Regions from separate parts of the Homo sapiens genome. Here region 2 is linked to region 1. Evidence: read pairs that join two places in POLR2A ChIA-PET (ENCODE). Cell type or tissue: CD4-positive, alpha-beta T cell. All regions are shown on one strand.

Region 1 (2,500 bases):
CTGGGCAACAGAGTGAGACTCCAACTCAAAAAAAAAAAAAAAAGAGAGAGAGAGAGAGAAATTGGAAAACCTTGGCGTTTTTTTTTGTTTGTTTGTTTGTTTTGAGACGGAATCTTGCTCTGTCACCCAGGTTGGAGTGCAGTGGCGAGATCTCAGCTCACTCTAACCTCCGCCTCCTGGGTTCAAGCAATTCTCCTGTCTTAGCCTCCCAAGTAGCTGGGACTACAGGCACATGCCACCTTGCTGGGCTAATTTTTGTATTTTTAGTAGAGATGGGGTTTCACCATATTGGTCAGGCTGGTCTCGAACTCCTGACCTCAGGTGATCCACCCGCCTTGGCCTCCCAAAGTGCTGGGATTATAGGAGTGAGCCACTGCGCCCAGCCATCTTATTCTTTTTATTTTTAAGAAACCTATATATGCCATCAAGCACTATATATATATATATATATATATATATATATATATATATATACACACACACACATTTTAAGGTAAAACATGAGACTTCAATGTCCTCAAAACATGTCCTCCTTCTTAACTTACTTCAAATGACTTTGAGATGAAGGTTTGAGAATTCCTGCTTAGATCATTGCTGCCTACATAGTATCTCTCAGTTTCATTGCTCTGAGTAGAAAAAAGAAATGACAGTGAAGATTGATATTTTAATAATGACCAGGAAGGTGATGATCTGGGATCACCCCATATCAGTTACTTCTAACAGCAGGCACCTTATAGTGTCTATTATTACTTAAGTAATAATAGTGATTAAAGCTCCTTGAGTTCTGCTTTGAGAGTTAGCACCTGACTCCTCTTCATTGAGCTCAGAAACTGCCACCTATCCGCAACACCTTCCTCTTTAATGCTTGTTCTCCCCATTTTACTCCCCAACCCCCACTCCGAAGAAATAAACACCAAATTAGCAGTATCTATATCCCACATCACGGTGCAGAATGTGGGGCAGATTACCAAAGGATGTGAGAGGCACACAGTTTGAAGTCTTTTTATCCTCAGAGTTAAGAAACATTATTTTTTCCTCCCTACCACTACCCACATCTGAGCACAATCAGACAGACAGCCAAAATACACATATGGCAGATCAGCTAGAAAAAAAAATACGGCCATACTTGCATTTTGTTTTGAAGATTTTCAGATAATATCAAAGATTGTTTCCAAGCCACAGTCCCAGTTTTATAGTCCAGGGCAATGCTTTAACCATTTCAGAAATGAAAAACAGCATAGGTTTCCAATTCTTTCTCTTTGGAAGCTCTGGAACAGATCTTAGTTCACTTCAATGACAAAGCTGTTTGATCTAAACAAATACATAATCTGATACATCAGGTGCTGTCACCCAAAATGTTTATTTTTATGAGAAATTGAAAAGTAGTAAGATATCTAGATATCCAAAACATCTACTATGTGCTTCCTTCTCTTCTAAGAAGATTCCTTCCTAAAGGAAGGTTCTAACCATGGATTAGCACAAAGACAGTCTTCCTTGTCTCATTTTTCTTGTTACCTGCAGTAATCTTTCATACAATAGTGTTGGTGGGTAGTATAATATTTACCTACAGTTAGCTAAGGAAAGTCTGCTTCAGTTAGCATTCTAAGGGTTTCAGGTGTCAAGTAAGTGTAAACATTTGCTCTTCCTTGGCAAATAACTTTATGTCATTCTCACTCCATCTTTAGGAATCAAATGTTATCCACCAAGTAGACAGGAAGTACCCAAGCCTGCATGGATGAAGTGGTGATGGCCATTACTAAGAGCAATTAGGAGAACCACAGCCTCTGATCCATAGTAACTTCTCTTTCCAGCCAAATACTGACCTGGAACTAGGCAGTAAGTGTCCAGGCTCACTCTTCCGTCATAAGGCATTAGCCGCTACAAGCTAAGAAGAGACCAAAGAGATAAAGTGTCACTCTATCTCCTCCACAGCTTCTCAAGAATTAAAGGGTCCATTGGAAACATGGATTCTAGTCCTGTTGCTGGCTTCTGGAAATGCAGCCAAACAGTACTGGGGACATAGTGTGAGCCACAGATTGGGCGGGACACCCTGTGATAAAACATCAAATTTGTCACACACGAGACATATGCTTTGCAACATGTGTGTCCCTCTCTCATAACTTCACAGCAATGGCATAAGCAATATAATAGTCTCCAAGAAGTACAATTCTATTGTACAATTCTATTATCTTCAAACATCAAACATATATGATAATAAGAACTAGGATGACAAATGTGCTTTCTGATTAAAGAACATTTTTTCAGAAGATTATTCTTTTCAGAGTTAACATCTTTGGGATTGAAATGAACCTTACAATTAATATCATCATAGGTTAGTGAAATGCAGTAAATAACAATATTAAATTCACATATCAATGTTGTTGGTTCTAAAGCAATTGCAAATACTTGTGAAATAAGTTGATCTCTTAATCATGCTCTATCATGTTTTTTGTTTATTGGTTGGTTTAACTGTGTTTTAACCTTGGAATCGTTTTCTTTA
Region 2 (2,500 bases), 170 kb before region 1:
GGTCTGGCGTTTGCCTGGAAAATGGAATAAATGAATTCTTTCTAGATTTCCTCACTTTCCACTAGGATGCTATTAACACTGACTTTTCAAAACTAGAGTTGGAGGTATATTTACCAGTTTGGAAATCCAGCAACCTAAGGGGCCTAAAAAAGAGCCAGGGCTCTATATATTTCCATCACAGGAACCTCATCTTGTGCTGCTGCTTTTCTGTGTGTGGGTGAGCTGCTATTCCTAGAACCAGGCCTGAAGCATATGCTGCATTCCCTCCATTCCTACCACCTCCTTCCTATGGAATGTAGTGAGCCCAGGCTCCTGTGCAACTGACACAAGAGATCCTGGTCCACAGTGGTGGAATGGGAAATTCTTATGTGTACAATGGCTGGTTTTTCCATCCATTCTCCTCTCCTCCAGAGGAAAAATGGTATATGTCAGGGCTAGGAATTCTACTTCCTTCAATTACTTGCTGCTTTTCACAAGCATGACATAAATCCCACATCAGCCCTGAATGTTTTCTTCTGGTGCCATTTGCACTTAATCCATCAGAAATGCCTCAAAATATCTTCCCTAGCTTTCAAGTTGTTCCAGTTTCTCCCTGGAATTTAGGTATTCCTGTTTTAGTTTGGCTGGTGAAGAGACAGCCAGAGACCTGTGCTCAAGTTGATATCTTGCCTACTGATTGATAAATACGTGGAATTATGTGAACTAAATGATGAGATTTAAAGTTATAAAAATCAATTTGACTTTTTAGGGGATAGGTTTTGAGAGTAGGGATGGTAAGAAAAGGATTGGTAGGGAGGGGCTGATGTTGTTCAAGATAGGGGTGGTGTCACTGGGTATGGAATGGAATCGGGGGGGTGGTTTAAAAACATACCTAGGAGGTTTACTAGACTACTTCTTGAACAATTGAGTATTAGGAGTGATGAGAGAGGAGTGAACTTAGGATGGCCCTAATGTCTTAGATCACAGAGTGGATTATTGTAGGATCATCAACTGAGATGGGGAAATATGGGGAGAGGACCAGGTCTGAAGGGGAGTTAGTGAGTTTAGTTTTGGGCTTGTTAAAGTACTTCATAGGCATTTAAGTGTATTCAAACTGGGAACACAGTTTGGCTCCCACCTGGTTTTGTGGTCATATGGCTAGTGTCTTGGCCAATTAAGGTTTGCCCCAAGTCAGTTACCTCTGCCTTCTAAGAATCTTTTCTATGCCATTTCTTTGGAACTGGCATTTGAACGCCAGGCCCTTCCCTCACTTCTTAACTAGAAGACCCTTGAATACTTAGCTGTCAGGTCTTTCCTGCAGTGCCCTATTCCTCTATAGAGCTGCTTGGGCATCTTTGGAAAATTAAATAGTGGTTGTAGACCAGAGTAAGTTCTGGTCTCTAGATATTTTTCTATGTCTTCCCCATTGAGTACTATAGATACCTCCTCTTTCCACATGATGTCTCTGTTTCGAAAGAGTGAGAGAGCTTGATGGGGACTTGGATATTATCTTCCACCTAAACCCATAATTTTACCTAATGAGAAATAGGCCCGAGAAACTGAGTTAATTGCCCAAGGCCACCCAGCCTATTATGATGACCAGGTCCTCTGATTCCCAGTTTAATGTTTTTTTTCCACTGTTCATTTACTGGTCACCTTTCTATTCTCCTCAAACAGCCAAGAATACATCTATCTAGTTTTTCTTTCAGATTATGATCACTCAGATAAGATAAGCAGTAGGTCATTTCCCCCAGCCTCTTCTCCAGGCTTCACATTCTGTCAGTTTGTATTAATAGCTTTTCCTCACGTTGGTATTGTGATATCCTCACGGGGAACTAATCAGATCTGCAGTCTTCAGCTGACAATGCCTGATTTGTTTTATAACTAGTAGTTATGTTAAAATGCGTACAGCATAATCCCAACCTTCTGAAAACATGCTTTTAAGTTTAGAGTTATAGCACTTATTTTTTTTTTAACTTTTATTTTAAGTTCGGGGTACATGTGCAGGTTTGTTATATAGGTAAACTCGTGTTACAGGAGTTTGTGGTACAGATTATTTCATCACCCAGATATTAAGCCTAGTATCCATTAGCTATTTGCTTGTTTTTAAAACCTTGAAAAAAAATCACCTAATTTATTTCTAATAATGTTTTGAATGAAGTAATAATTTGTTTAAAGTAATTGTGAGTTGCAAAGCCATAATGTTTCTAAACACCAACTTTTGTTGGAAATCCTCATTTCATAACATGATTTTTTTTGCCATGTTCAAATTAAGTCAAATGACAGAAACTGATTTAGATGAACATTATGCCTTTTGTATATTGTTTCTGTATAGGCTTCGTAGCTCAGCGGGAAATTTGGACGTCACTTTAACAAATAATTCCCCTGGTGTTTTCAGGAGGCTTATCGGGAGGAACAGCTGATTAACCGGCTGATGCGGCAGTCCCAGCAGGAGCGCAGGATTGCCGTGCAGCTCATGCATGTTCGGCATGAAAAGGAAGTTTTATGGCAAAACAGAATT

What was found. Peaks named below come from ENCODE experiments on the same cell type or tissue, not always from the same donor. Only the 100,000 strongest peaks of a DNase experiment are listed, where the experiment ranks them.
Region 2: POLR2A ChIA-PET joins it to region 1 with 6 read pairs; 4 of 35 experiments call an interaction of 5 or more read pairs at or near these places.

Annotation. Positions count from the first base shown.
Region 1 is chr5:35,829,823-35,832,322 of GRCh38, forward strand. No RefSeq gene overlaps it. Among named protein-coding and RNA genes, the nearest start is that of IL7R, 26 kb to the right of the region's middle. In CD4-positive, alpha-beta T cell, no CTCF peak of the experiment used is centred here; a DNase peak (open chromatin) is centred at 969; H3K4me3 peaks cover 667 bases; H3K27ac peaks cover 1,846 bases.
Region 2 is chr5:35,656,642-35,659,141 of GRCh38, forward strand. It overlaps SPEF2 (sperm flagellar 2), which reads left to right. Exons shown (of 37, transcript NM_024867.4): 8 at 2,378-2,500. Among named protein-coding and RNA genes, the nearest start is that of SPEF2, 40 kb to the left of the region's middle. In CD4-positive, alpha-beta T cell, CTCF peaks have their summits at 1,392, 1,592 and 1,814; a DNase peak (open chromatin) is centred at 1,450.